2 separate regions of the Homo sapiens genome follow, and region 2 is linked to region 1. A link is a contact called in ENCODE Hi-C or POLR2A ChIA-PET data. All regions are on one chromosome and are shown on one strand. The core of a region is the stretch at or near the end of the contact, and the rest is flanking DNA. Distances in the headings are between cores, read along the strand shown. Region 1 holds the start of ESYT3 (extended synaptotagmin 3). Region 2 holds the start of DZIP1L (DAZ interacting zinc finger protein 1 like).

What was found. Hi-C counts contacts between places; a loop is a spot of excess contacts on that map. ChIA-PET counts read pairs that join two places held with the same protein, here RNA polymerase II (POLR2A). Pooled maps may share reads with other maps.
Region 2: a pooled map shows a loop between it and region 1 (2.2-fold over the local background). The contact joins the promoter of DZIP1L here to the promoter of ESYT3 in region 1. A Hi-C loop is called at or near these places in 1 of 168 maps with a recorded cell type or tissue (IMR-90) and 6 of 50 pooled maps. POLR2A ChIA-PET finds 5 or more read pairs at or near these places in 2 of 52 experiments (H1 and WTC11).

Annotation. Positions count from the first base shown.
Region 1 is chr3:138,431,462-138,439,030 of GRCh38, forward strand. ESYT3 (extended synaptotagmin 3) reads left to right here and starts at 3,155. Exons shown (of 23, transcript NM_031913.5): 1 at 3,155-3,664. The coding sequence starts at 3,338.
Region 2 is chr3:138,112,261-138,119,829 of GRCh38, forward strand. DZIP1L (DAZ interacting zinc finger protein 1 like) reads right to left here and starts at 3,348. Exons shown (of 16, transcript NM_173543.3): 1 at 3,068-3,348. RefSeq lists enhancers at 2,659-3,160, 3,161-3,660 and a silencer at 2,783-3,002.

The sequences.
Region 1 (7,569 bases), core at 1,905-4,404:
CTCTTATGCCTGGAACAGTGCCTGGCACTCAGTAGAAGGCTGTATTCATTTCCTAGGGCTGCAGTAACGAAGTGCCGCAAACTGGATGGCTTAAAACAACAGGAATGTATTCTCCCACAGTTCTGGAGGCCAGCAGGGCTGAGCTCTCTCCCAAGGCGCTAGGGAAAAATCCTTCCTTGCTTCTTTCCAGCTCCTGGTGGGTGCCAGGAATCCTTGACATTCCTCCCCTGTAGTTGTACCACTCTGGTTTCTACGTGTGTCTTCACATGGCCTTCCCTTCCTGTGTCTCCTCTGTGTCGCTATCTCTGAATCTCTCTTTTCTTATAAGGACACCAGTCATTGGACTTAGGGCCCACCCTAATTGAGTATGATCTCACCTTAACTTGGTTACATCTGCAGAGACTCTATTTGAAATAAGATTACATTCATAGGTACCAAGGGTTAGGACTTCAACATAGACACAATTCAGTCCACACTAGTGACCAACGAATATTTATTTGAGCTACTGTTCTTTCAATAGTTGGTATGTAATAGGATACACTCTCAAATGTGTTCAGGCAAAGGCTGTGGAAGGCATTATTCTCCCCAGGTTTTGCTGTGATCAAACCATCTATAAAATATTTTTTTGCTGGTAGTAGTAACTAGATGTCCAGGTCAAGGGAAATAAAGTCTCCAGTGTTCTAGGCACAGATTCCATCCCAGGTAGGGTATAGAGTTTTCAATGCCATATTCTCAATGTTCTCATATATTTAATTTGTGAGAGTAATTTAATGACAAATAAGGTTTTAAAAGTGGGGGGGGGCAGGCACAGTGGCTCACGCCTGTAATCTCAGCACTTTGGGCGGCTGAGGTGGGTGGATTGAGGTCAGGGGTTCGAGACCAGCCTGGCCAACATGGCAAAACTCCATCTTTACCAAAAATACAAAAATTATCTGGACATGGTGGCAAGTGTCTATAATCCTAGCTACTCAGGAGGCTAAGGCAGGAGAATCGCTTGAATCTGGGAGGCCGAGGTTGCGGTGAGCTGAGATTGCCTTACTGCACTCCAGATGGGGCAACAGAGTGAGACTCCATCTCAAAAAATAAATAAAATAAAATAAAAAATAAAATAACTTTAAAAAGGAGGGGGGTGAAATCATAATCCCATCACCCTAACGTACTTTGGAGAAGTTTTAGAAGAGGAACATTCCAGGTAGAGAGAACAGCAAGTACAAAAGCCTTGCAGCATAAATGAGCTTGATGTGTTCAAGGAAAGAAAGGCGATGCAGCTGGGGATGGCAATGTCCCACAGGTCGTCTCAGGCTGGGCATCTGTCTCAGTGGGTGTCCATCCAGTTCACAAACCAACAACCTTCCTTTCTCTAGTAATCCCCCCACAAACTCACTACCTTCCACACCCCCTCCCAAACTAGCCCAGGTTGAGGTGTGGACTTGCTGTGTGTGAAGGATGAAGGGGATGACAGATTCAGCAGGATCCTGTCTCCAAGGGGTTTGGAATTGGGACAGGATAAGGGTCAAGGCAGTCTCTCTGGATTGGTGAGACCTGTGTCCTCCATCTCTGGATGTTGGGGGGAAAGTGCTGTGTTCTGCACTTCAACCAGACAGGCAGGTCAGCAGGGAGGGCCACAAGGATGAGGAGCGCAGTTCTGGCAGTTAGTTTCCTGGTCCATCCATCCTGAGAGCCAGACACATTCTGCCTCAGCTTCCAGGAGAATTCCCAGTATCCCTAGCCTACACTCTCTTTTGCTTCAGCAGACCTGGGTTAACCAATAGAGAAATATTTTGAGGAAAGAATTCTGTGGTCAAATAATCTGGGAAACACTGGGTTAAATAGAATTTAATAACTTTTTGTCTGAAGGACTTCTCAGAGCCTTTACTAGGACTGTGTACATGCAACTCTCAAGAAGGAACTCCAGCGAGCAGCATTTCTTCCGTTGATTTCCCAGGCTACACTGGGAGAATGTTAAGTTGGGGGACTTTAAGCCTCTGTTTTGGCTGAGTCCTGGAAAGCCAAGAACAATAGAGAAGGGTCCAGGTATTCTGACCACCAGGAACTCACGTATTGTTGAAAAAACTCATTGCAGTAAGTAATTTTATCCAAGAGAGAGGATAAAGCCAGAGAGAGAAAAAGAGAGTGACAGAGCAAGAGTCAGAACGAGAACGGGAGACCGGGGCGGGGTGGGGAGGGGGGAGGGAGGGAGAGAGAGAAAAGGAAAGAGAATATTTTGATTGCTATCCATCGGCTCCAGCCTTTCGATAAAGCTGTTGAAACAGTAGAGTCATTCCAAATCACTCTGGTACATTTGTCAACTCCAAAATCACATTCCAGTAATTGATGTGAGCCCTTTCATGTGGCCGTCTGAAATATATGCTATCCGCAAGACGATTTACTATCCGAACTTAAGAGATTCGGAGCTCCACCTGCTCTGATCATTAAAGGGTTAGAAACCATGGGCTTCACCATTGACTCTCAGGCACCTCGGGGCTTCCTCTTCATCTTTCCTTTTATTCGCCGGTCGCTTGCCCTTGTTGGGCGCCCCACAGATGGCCAAGACGGGCCGGTCCCCGGAAGTTCCCCGTCTGATGATGCAGGGAATGACGATCCAAACAGACACCTAGAAGAGAGGATGGGGAGAGAGGGGCAGAGGGTTTTGTGGCGCGCAGGAGGGGCCCTGAGCTCGGCTTGGTGAGGCTGGGGGCTAGGTCCAAGCTTTACAGATGCCAGAGGAGCTGGCAGCGTTGCAGGCTCTAGGGGCCAGTTGGAGGGCCGGGACGCAGGACCTGAGGCTGGGGAGGCCTGGCTGAGCCTGTCCAGGGAGGGCCTCGAATGCCAGCTGAGTCCAGACTATACTGTGTATTATAGACCGCGTGTAGGAAACAGGTTTTAGGTGATGTTTATCCATGATAAGCCAGTTGTACACAGGTGTTGGTGAGTCATTAACCACCTAGGGCAGCACTTGGTCCACCCGGACTGGCGAGTGCACACCTCCGGCTGACGCCTGCGCCACGTGCTGGGGTCGGAGGCCGAGCTCACCGGCTGGTTGCTCTTTAGAGCGGGCAGGAGCCAGGCGGGCGGCCCGCCCCTCTAGGGCGGAGACTTCCGGAGCTGCGGACTCACTGGAGCCGAGAACTGGGGCGGCGCGGCGCGGCGCGGTGCATTTCCAGGCGCTGCTCTCCGTCGCAGAGAACCCTGAGCTCGGCGCGCCGAGAGTCCCAGCAGGGCAAGGGGGCGCGGCGTCCTGGTCCTCGAGCTTGGGAGACAGATGCGCATGGGCGTGGGGGCATGCGGACCTAAGCTCGGGTGAAGCTCTCGGGAAGGGCAAGACTGCGGCGACGAGATGCGAGCAGAGGAGCCCTGCGCCCCCGGGGCCCCCAGCGCCCTGGGAGCCCAGCGCACGCCGGGCCCCGAGCTGCGCCTGTCCAGCCAGCTGCTGCCCGAGCTCTGTACCTTCGTGGTGCGCGTGCTGTTCTACCTGGGGCCTGTCTACCTAGCTGGCTACCTGGGGCTCAGCATAACCTGGTTGCTGCTCGGCGCCCTGCTGTGGATGTGGTGGCGCAGGAACCGCCGCGGGAAGCTTGGGCGCCTGGCCGCCGCCTTCGAATTCCTTGACAATGAACGCGAGTTCATCAGCCGCGAGCTGCGGGGCCAGCACCTGCCAGCCTGGGTGAGCCAAGCCGGGTGGGAGTGGGAGGTGGGGAGATGCCTTTCGAGGTTCGGAGGAACTTGCGGTCAGCGGGGAGCTGGTGCGCGCAAACCCGAGGCAGGGCGGGAGCCCGGCGACCTGCACACCCCGTTCCCCACCGCTCCCGGGGCGCAGACCCTGGGGACGGTGACCGCCCCTCCCGCGGCGCGCAGCACCCTCACGTCCACCTCTGGTCCGACTGCGGTGGGAGTGGGGAACTTGGGTTTCATTTAAGGCCCCAGAGCTCGAGAGAAGAGTCACGGGCAGACCACACCCGGGAGAAAAACAAGGGCGTCTGGGACTTCGCAGACTTACTCGGGTTGGAATCAGAAGGCATTTCTTCCACCCGCCTGTTGATTCAGAGAACGAACGCCGGACGCAAAACGTAGATGGGCAAATACCGCAGTGACAGAAACGGCGGGCCCAGTTGCTTTCGGCCGAGGCCTGGACTGCGGTAGGGGGAGGGCTCCGCGGGGCTGGAGGTGGAGTGGCGGGTACGGCTGGGAGACCGACGGCGCCGGGCCCCGGGCCTCCTTCCCTCCCTCCCTCCGCCGGATAGGGATGCCGGCACACGCACACTGCCCCGACAAACCCATCTCCTGGGGCGGCATGGGCGGCACTACGATTCCTCAAACGCTTCTGGTCCTGGCTTACCTAACAAAACCCAAGTTCTGGGCCCCATTGCATAACTCCCAGGGTGGCACAGAGGTATCCTGGGTGATTCTTATGATTAGGTGAGCTTGGGAAACACCGGCAAGAGGGGTGTTCCGTCCAATGGTTGGTCTGCGGCAAACCCTTACTGTCTCTCCGGTGCTGGGGCTCTTCGTTTTCAGATTTCTTCCAGTTACTCTCAGGCCCACGGGGGAGGTCGCCAGACCCCTCACTGTCTCTAGCCTGTGGCCTATAAAGTCCAGCAGGGCCATAGGTTCCTCCTGACAGTAGTCTGTAAAGTGAGGTGTGAGAAAAAAATATAAGGCCCATTTAGTTTATCTTATAAGAGAAATGAAGTCTTACTGTATCAGTCAGCCATAACTGAGTACAACAGGCTGCGTGGCTTAAGCAGCAGACACTTTTTTCCTTTCCTTTCTAGAGCCCCGAAGTCCAAGATCAAGGTGTTGGCAGGGTTGGTTTCTCCTGCGGCCTCTGCTGGCTTGCAGCTGGCTGTCTTCCTACCGTCTTCACACCGTCTTCCTTCTGTGTCCTAATCTCTTCTTAGAAGGACATCAGTCATATTGGATTAAGGCTCACCCTAATGAACTCATTTTAACTTAATTACCACTTTAAAAACCCTACCTGCAAATAGAATCACATTCTGAAGAACTGAGAATTAGCACTTCAAAGTGGGCATACACTTCATAACACTTAATATTTAATGTACGATTTGATGGTAAAGCTTTGCAAATAGCTTACATATTTGGGGGATGAGGGGCCAAAGACTCTTCCTGATAAGGGTGCACACTTTTCTACGGTAGTAGCCATAGGGGTAGCGCATGGGGCCTGACTCCCACAGACTTTGGTCATCCTGATGGTTCTGTGGGGCTTGTGATTCTGAAAGGTGTGGACCCAGCAGGCTTGACCTGTCCACACCCCTTGCACACAGTTGAGGGAGTCCAGGCCATCTGTCAGATCTCTGTTTTGTCCCCCTTGATGGCCTTAGCCCATGAGGGTGGGCCTGCGAGTCTTCACCAAGTAACATCCCTTCTTTTCTCCCCTTCTGTATCAGGGAAGCCTCTAGACACTGAGCTATATGTAAAGGCAGTATATCCGATATTGGGTCAAAAATCAGATCGTGTAGGGGCGTGGACACCCTCCCTGCCTCTCCCCCACATACACCACAGAGACAGTTCTGGCCTCTGTTGGGGATACAGACCCCAGGAGCAATATGGACCTAGCCAACAGGGAGCTCAGCCTGAACTCAAGAAGGCACCTCCTAGGTTTTCACCCCACAACCCATATCCCAGGCTTGACCCAGCTGGGTAGAGGGACACTCAGAGGAAGGTGATGCTCTCTGTCCTACCAAGAAGGCAGTCTCGGGTGGGGGACAGATGCATAACAGGTCATTGCCATTGAGGAGAATTGGAGCCAGGAGTCGGAACAGGGTCTAGTCAGGTAGAAGGCCTGGTATGAAGGACACCCTACCAGGTTTCCATATCATATTGTCCCCGAATCACAGCCCCCTTTCTCCTTGACAAGGACCTGGGAAAGGCTGGCTTCAGCCTGCATTCTGCAGACTCGCCTGGCTGGCTTGTCTGGCCAGGTTGGAGGACCAGGGCCTGGATAACCTGTTGGACTGGGCCACTGGTGCGGCACAGGGCATTCTGGCCGAGGGAGGTGGTGAGCACAGCATGGAGGTGTGACATAGCCACTGCATGAGGGGGCGCTGTGTGCTGGGCCTGGCTGAAGTGTGTGGTAGGGGTTGATGTGTGACAGGGTCAAGTTGAGGCAGACTTGATGGAGGCTGGCCTTGTTCTGAAGGCTGGAAGGAGCCTTGGATGCTTCTGAAAGGCCCTTCAGAAAGCAGCATGGTGGGACGAGGAAGGCTGGAGGAGACAGGCCAGTTGGGAAGGTGATTTCAGCCAAGATGGTAGTAATGAGGGAGGAGAGTGGGAGATGCGTGGGAGTGGGACTTTAGATGCGTGGTGGCCTCTAGAGTAGGGGTGCAGGGGGATCCAGGGGTCTTCAGGGTGCTTTCTGGTTTAGGGAGCTGTTGACCATTATTGCGATTGGGATTCCAGGATGAGAAACAGGTCTGGGGAGGTTGGTTGCCTGTATGAACACCTGTGAAGTGCATACAAACAGATGCAGGTGTGGGCTTTTCACCCGCCTCGTGAAGGTTTCCACGCCCAGTGATGATATGGAAAACCTGGAGTCTACCTGGTTGAATATTCTTCTCTCTGCCTCTTTAGGAACACAAACTGTGAAGGCAAAGAGAGACAGGGCTCTGGGCGTGGTGGGGGCAGCACGGCCCCTTGCACAAGATTTTGGGCATGGATGAATGGATCTCTTCATCATCACATGCTGACCTTTTAGCATGCCTTCCCTCTGGAGAACTGATTTCTCTGCGTGAAAGAGAGGATGATGGCTTATGACCTCCTTTGGTATCAAGAAATATTTCTGTAAGTTAACAGATGGCAAATCAGTAGTTGGGGGACTGAAGAAAAGTTGAGCAGCTCAAGGGCACCACACTCAGACCTGCATTGCATGTCGTGTGAGTTGGCCCTGTACTCTAGCCCCCAGTGGGGAGGGATGGATATCCGGCCACCTGCTGCTTGTCAAGCTGTATGCTGCTTAGATGGGGCACCTTTTTCTAATTTGCACCAACTCCCTGTGAAGGAGTGGAGGCCAAGGCCTGGCTGAGCTGAGGCGGGGATGCCATCCTTCCCCACTGCCATCCAAGGCAGCCATCGTCAGCCAGTCCTCAGTCATGCACGACTTTCCTGCCTGGTCTTAGACTCCTTCTCAACATTTTGCTCCAAGATGCTACCTCCAGGTGATCATAGAAATTTGCTTTCCCTGACTGAACCTGTTTCCCCACCTGTAAAAGGAGGTTGTATTGGATGGTCTTTCAGAGTCATTTTGGCCCTGATGTCTGATTTCTAGTCAAACTTCAGACAATCCTGCTTCTCCTCCAGGTCCCCAGCCATGGGAGATATAGCTGGAAGGAAGAATTCTCCTTACTAGAAGCCTTGAAGGAAGAACCTGTGGGTCCCCTTTGTCTTGTGAATGTGGCCTGACGACATGGGGAAGAAGGCAGGGTGGCCCCCGCAGCTCACCCTTGAACAGAGGGTTCAAGAGGCTGCATGTTTACATGCGGATGCTCCTCTCACACAGTGTTTATGTGTACTTTTGAAGGAATTAAGAGCCGCCTCAGCTGTCCTTGTCGGGTA
Region 2 (7,569 bases), core at 2,098-4,597, 320 kb before region 1:
AAGTTCTATCTGACTCCAGAGCTTTTGAATTATGCCAAACTCTTAATAATTATGATAATTATAATGATATACAAATTATTTTCCATTATGGAAATTACAATACCTGAGTTTTCTTGACCAAAGTGCAAGCGCTGACAGAGTTTACAGCAAATCACCACAGGGTTAGTGTTGGGGATTCTAAATTCTCCCTGTATTTCAGCAGGGCTTGTCTGAACCCGACTCAGCTCCACAGCTTGCGTCCTGATTAGGATAGGCGGACAAAAAGCCAAATGAGAGTGTTGCATGTTACCTGGAAACCATACACCCCAGGGGCAAGGACATCGTGCTTTTTTCAGACGAATTGTGAGCAGACTGCTTTTCCCACATCTGGGAATAAAAACACAAGGAAGAAATGACTCACTGTCAACCAGGAGCAGTGGCTCTCGCCTGTAATCCCAGCACTTTGGGAGGCCAAGGAGGGCAGATCGCCTGAGGTCAGGAGTTCAAAATCAGCCTGGCCAACATGGCGAAATCCTGTCTCTACTAAAAATACAAAAATTAGCTGGGCGTGGTGGCTCATGCCTGTAGTCCCAGCTACTCGGGAGGCTGAGGCAGGAGAATCACTTCAACCTGGGAAGCAGAGGTTGCAGTGAGCCGAGATCGCACCATTGCACTCCAGCCTGGGCGACAGAGTGAGACTTCGTCTCAAAAAAAAAGAGAGAGAAGAAATGACTCACTGTCATTAGGAAAACTGAAGCTGTTTAATCACCTTTAGATATATTGACAGGGTTTTGGGAAACTTCCCATTCCTAGACCAATATTATGAATAAGGGACCCAAAAGAATATTTGTGCTAACATTCAAACTTGCTTCATTGTTAAGAGTTGGTTTCTGCCTGGGACAATCCCACACCCATCTAGAATATAGAAAACCCATCTACCACCCTTGCTTTGCACACTCCCAGTGACAAGTTGTTCACCACCTCACAAGACAGCCATCCCACTGTGAAACAATCCCTGGAGACTTTATGGTTCTTCTAAAACCGGCCCACCAATAATCTGTCAAAAATAACTCCCTCAAAATTGGCCAAACACCTTATTTTTTAACATAAACTGACAGCTAGACAACAACAACAACATCACCACTTTACTGTCTCTTCTGCTTCCTCAAGAATGCAGTCAAGAGGAGAACTTGAGGGAGCCAAGTTTCCAAGGTGGCTGCCAGGCAATCATTTACAAACCTGCCCTGGCTCCCAAGCTAACTTCAGCAGTGCCCACTGGGGGAGCTCAGGCGTGTCATTAATGCTAATTGTTGTGGCTGCCAAGGAAACCTTCACACAGTTTGCAAACAGGCTATGCACACACAGTATGCAAGGGAGCTCCAGAGACCTCAACAGAGATGACAGGGACCTGGGAGCTCTCCTGAAGTACTGCCACTGCAGAGCTTAGCCTTATTCTCAGATTCCATGGTGTTCTCCTTTTCCACTCTTCCCTGACCCTCATGGGGGCTGCAGCGACTCCTAGAACCTTCAAGCAGCGAGACAAAGGTCCCCTCAACCGGGCACAGCGCTCTCCTTACACCTGGCCTCCTATTCCCAGCAACTTTAAGGAGATATTTTTAAGTGGCCATGGTTTTATCAAAAGCCTATTAAGTTTTTGCCACAAACGGATTTTATTTAAAATAAAAATAGGGGTAGGTATTTGACTGATGTCTCTTGGGAGTGTTTTAGAGAAGAGGAATGAATACTGACATGTCCTATCTTCCCAGATGCAGAATTGTAAAACAAACAAACATAATTGCTTTTCACATGTAAAAGAAAACTGGCTTAGAACATACTAGCGTTTTCTTTGCCATGAAGGAGTTCACCTTCAGTGACTAAGCCAGAACTACTAGAGCTGCCAGGCCTAGGGACAGGAGACATTGCCAGTGCTTAGCCAGGCTGGCCAGGACTAACCATCTCTGCAAGGAGTCCACAAGAAGCCTCAGGGCAGCCTTTCCCTGCTCCTATCAATTTGAGTTGAGCAAAAAACCTTTGACCAAATATCAGCTCCATGGCACAACCCACAGTTATGGTGCCCACATGAACTCAGGTTTCTGTTCCCAACCTGAAGCATACAACTTCATGAGGTATTTTATCAAGTTAGATAGTATCAAAAAATATTCCCAGATGAGGGAGGTGTCTGACCAAGACAGTCAGAAGGCCCCTTATCAGCCACTAGACTGGAGGATCAGCCTTCCCTAAGCAGGATTGTTCTCACTGGCCAGTCCTCACATCCGGGAGGGGGAGGAGAGGTGCTAGGGGCTGCAACTGAGAAGGGAGAGATCACCCACCCTATCTGCAGATGAGGGTGTGAGAAGCCAAGTCAGAACACCCCATACTTCCCAGGCCTCTCTCCAAAGTCCTGTTAGAAATCGAATTCCAGGAGACCAGGCAGGGGCAGCCTAGGCCCTGGGCCCCTAGGAAGTGCTCCGTGAACTAGGCCCTGCCCAGGCAGCCTCGGACCCCCTCCTCTGCCCTGCCTCCTGATCCCTGTCCTGCACTGAGCAGGTCTTCGGTGGACTTTATGCGCAGCCACCTCAGGATGAAAATACCACGTCTGCCTCCTGCTGAGGTCCAGCCCAGGAAAGGAAGAAGGGGAACGAAAGATGCCAATGCGATTGCTTTTAAATCACCTCATTACTAAAAGAATCCTCCTTTACCTACGGCACTCAGATCATCAAGCCCTCCCAAATCACTTTTCTTTTTTCAAAAAGTAAAAACCCAAGGCCGTCTTCCCAGTGAAGCCGAGTCTTGGGGCATCCCGTCATTCGTCCCCCGCGCACGGGTCCTTCCCTCCCTGGGCGCCGCAGTTCGGAGCAGGCCGAGGGGGCCGGGCTGCAGGGCCGCGCCGGGCCAGAAGGGCGCGCCCTGGGCAGCGCGGACGCACGCAGCCGGCTCCTCCCGCGCCCCGCTGCACCCCGGCAGGGAGTTCGCCCCCGCTAATGTTTAACCTCCCGAATCGCTGATCCCTCGGACTGCAGCCAAGCTACCCACCCGCCCCGCTCCCGGGACGAATTCCTGGCATAGTTTTCCCGCGCGGCCCGCTCACCGTGGGGTCTCCTGGAGCCGGGGACGGCGGGAAGACGTCTCGAGGTGGCGGCTCCCATACTCGCCCCACGTCCCGCCTCCAGACTTGCTCCACCGCCCCAGACAGCCCAGAGATGGTTCCCGGAATGCTCACCGCCCGCCGTTCCCGGGATGCTTCCCCAGCCCCACGCAGTCCGGGCGCTCTCTGCGGCGGAGGCAGAGCCTGCCCGGCCCACTCCAGTGCCGCCAACCTGCGGGACCGCGGACAGAGAGCTCCTCGGTGCGTCGGTCAGCTCGTGGCTTGGGGTCTCTGGTGCCTCCAGCTCCTACTACAGCCGCCCCGCCCCACCTCAAGAAGAGGTGGAGCCTCTCCCGGCCCCTCTCGGACGAGCTATTTTTAGGTCTGTAACGGATGGGGGAAGGCGGGAATGCCACGTTTAATCCGTTAGTAAAATCCAGGATCCAAGTGAATGGCTTCCTGGCCTTGCTGAGAGGCTGGACTTGCCCCGGTTTCCCCACACCCTGCCTCCGGTACAATCGATAGCCTGCTGTGCAGGGGCGGCCGCACCCCCCGGGCAGATAGCCCTGCCCACCCTCCTAAAGGGACCGTCCTGGTTTCTTCCTGACCGGATCCCAAGCTAGGAGAGTTCTTTGGGTGTGCCCCAGGTCTGATCAGACAGACAGCAGCCACCTTCCCTCCGCAGCCCCCACCCACCACCCCCTACCCTCCCAACCTGCTGGTTTGCCCTGGGGATGCCAACTTGGAAACCCAGGACTGAAAAACTTATTTTTTCTCCTGATATTAGTCCCTGATCTCTTCCCATAGTAGTAGTTGCTTTGCTGAGATTCCGTTTTGTGGGCACCGTAACTGTGAGTTGTGCCATAGAGCTGATATTTGGTCAAAATGTTTGTTGCTCAACTCAAATTGATAGGAGCAGGGAAAGGCTGCCCTGAGGCTTCTTGTGGACTCCTTGCAGAGATGGTTAGTCCTGGCCAGCCTGGCTAAGCACTGGCAATGTCTCCTGTCCCTAGGCCCGGCAACTCTAGTAGTTCTGGCTTAGTCACTGAAGGTGAACTCCTTCATGGCAAAGAAAACGCTAGTATGTTCTAAGCCAGTTTTCTTTCACATGTGAAAAGCAGTTATGTTTGTTTTACAATTCTGCATCTGGGAAGATAGGACATGTCAGTATTCATTCCTCTTCTCTAGAGCACTCACAAGGGGCATCAGTCAAATACCTACCCCTATTTTTATTTTAAATAAAATCCTTTTGTGGCAAAAACTTAATAGGCATTTGATAAAACCATGGCCACTTAAAAATATCTCCTTAAAGTTGCTGGGAATAGGAGGCCAGGTGTAAGGAGAGCTCTGCGCCTGGTGGAGGGAACCTCTGTCTCGCTGCTTGAAGGTTCTAGGAGTCGCTGCAGCCCCCATGAGGGTCAGGGAAGAGTGGGAAAAAAGCTCCTTTTCACACACACTCTCTCTCTCTCCACTCCGCAACTCTTCTCCCTCCCTCTTTCTCTTTTTTCCATTTCAAAGGCTTTCGTCCCACCACAATCTCAATCTGCCAAGCTCTACATTTTGAGGCAGCCAAAGCAAATGTGTATGGGAACAAGCGTTGTCAAGGACTTGCAGGGAAACTGGAACTCCTGTGCATTGCTGGTGGGAATGTAAAATGGTACCATTACTGTGGATACAGAATGGTAGTTCCTCAAAAAATTAAACAAGAATTGCCAAAAGATCCAACAATTCCATTTCTGGGTATATACCCCAAAGAACTGAAAGCAGGGATTCAAACAGATATTTGTATACTCATGTTCATAATAGCATTATTCACAATAGCCAAAAAGTGGAAACAATTCAAATGTCTATCGACAGATTAATGGATAAGCAAAATGTGGTATATCCATACAATGTAATATTAACTTTAAAAGGGAAGGAAATTCTGACACATGAATGAACCTTGAAAACTGTCTTAGTCTATTCAGGCTGCTATAACAAAATACCATTGAGTGGGTAGCATATAAACAATAGAAGTTTTTTTCTTACAGTTCTGGAGGCTGGGAAGTCCAAAATCAAGACATTGGCAGATTCGGTGCCTGGTGAGGGCCTGTTTCCTGGTTGATAGGCTGTCATCTTCTCACTGCACCCTCACTTAGTAGAAGGGGGCTGGCTAGCTCTCTGGGGTTTCTTTCATAAGGGCACTAGTCCCAATTATGAGGACTCTACCTTCATGACCTAACCACCCCCCAAAGGCCCCACCTCCCAATACCGTCACCTTGGGGGTCAGGATTTCAACCCCATTTTGCAGGGACACAAACATTCAGATCAAGGCAAAAGCATTATGCTAAATGAAATAAGCTGGACACAAAAGGACAAATATTGTATTATTCCACTTATACCTGGAAATATTGTATGATTCCACTTGTACCTAGAATAGTCCATTCACAGAGACAGAAAGTAGAATAGTGGTTACCAGTGGCTGGAGGAGGGGGAATGAGTAGTTATTGATTCATGAGTACAGATTCTCAGTTTGGGAATGATGAAAAAGTTCCAGAGATAAATGGTAGTGATGGTTGCACAATAATGTGAATGTACTTAATGCCACTGAATTGTACACTTGAAAATGGTTACGATGGCAAATTTTACATTATGTACAGTTTATCACAATTTTTTAAACATTAAAAAAAAATAGTGGATGGAGCAGGGACCAGGACTAAGTTGGGATATCTGTGCACCATGTATTCGGATGGGGGATCTTGTTCCTGCCGTCTTCTCCTAGTCAGGGCACTTTTTTCACCCCAGGATTTTCTGCCACCCACAAGAGCAAAGAGAAGAGTCCAGGCCTTGGGAGTCAAAGACACATCTACATTCCACATTCCCAAGCTACATAACCCTGGGAAAGTCACGTAGCCTCTCTGACCTTTCATTTTTCTCCTCTGTAAAATGGGAAAAGTAAACTCTACCTAGAAGAGTTGTTAGAATCAAATTAGCTAAATTACATGTAGGCTCTGCCCTGGGCCTACAAGTCAGTGGTGTGCACTCCTGACTTGACACTGTGAAATCGCCAAGGACATTTGCTTCTCAGCTCTCTTCCCACTGTATCCCTGAAATTTGCAGAAAGTAGTTCTGAGGATACCTTTGTGCATGTTATTTCCACCAGCCTCAATTTCCCCATGTGTAAATAGGGTGCCCTCCTTTGCAGGGCTGGTGTAAGAAAGTAGACTTGACATGCACCCAGATCTACCTTAGCCAAAAACCAAATCCTGAATCTTGAGCTGACTAAGACCTCATGCATGGAACCCTCACACTCTTCCCTTACTGGGCCTTAGTTCAACACTCAACACAGGGAGGAGTTACTGCATGCCTATCATGTGCCAAGTTATTTTCTTAGTCCCAAGGATACCAACAACCTCTAGAGGACTAGATCACTTGGCACTGGAAAGCTGTCATTTCTGCTGCCCACCTCTACTGTAGCACACACAAGCTCTGGCATCAGCCGTGGGGACAGGTGCATAGACCAAGGGAGACTGGCCCTAGCTGGCTAGTCCAGGAGACATTCCTGTCACCCCGAGCAGCTGGCCCATAACTGCTGGGTGGGAGGACAGGAGGATGGATTTTCAATATCCCAATGGCCCCTCACTCCCTCCTCAGCCCAGTACTAGTCACCCGCCCTCTGACCCAGCTCAGCCCCTTTCACAGACGGTCTCCCTCCTACACCTCAGGAAATAGGACACAGCCTAGACAGCCTGTAATAGGAGTGCCCTCTGCTGCCAAATGCTGGCATCACACCTTAGAAACCTGCTCTGGATCCCATTCTCCTGAAGGGAAGTGTATCTGAGGTGTATGGGACAGGTCTCCCTGCGCTGGGATGCCGGCCACTAATGAGCCCTGAGGTGATTTTAGGTCAAAAGTGTATTGTTGGGTTTTCTGCGTTGATGTATAGATAGGCAGGCATACAGTCAGAGGAGGATTTTACATAAAATCTGGTTTGCTGGTTTCTGAAAAATCTAAGAATCTAGCAACAAAAGAAAGGCCTGCACTCTGACATGTCTAGAACTGGCAGGATCTGAGAGGAAACTTTCTTAGGCAGATCGTACATTCTAGCCCAATCCCTGAAAAGTTCACTTTGAAGGAAGTCTGAGCACTTACCGAAAAGACCTCCTTTCTCAGGAAAACATCCCTTCTGCAAAAATGAAAATGCAGAGCTGGATAAGCCTGGCCTAAGGCGTGGCTGTGATATGGCCCCTCATTGGCTGGCAGTGATGGGCGGGTGGGATCTAGAAGGAGCTGCCCCAGCTGCCTCCTGCCTGGGCTTTTGCCTTTTGGAGGAGGGATTCCTCTTTGGCAGTTTGATGAAGCCCACACCCTTTCCTCAGAATGGTTTTTATTTTTATTTTTTATTTATTTATTTATTTTTTGAGACGGAGTCTTGCTCTGTCTCCAGGCTGGAGTGCAGTGGCATGATCTCGGCTCACTGCAACCTCCACCTCCTGGGTTCAAGCGATTCTCCTGCCTCAGCCTCC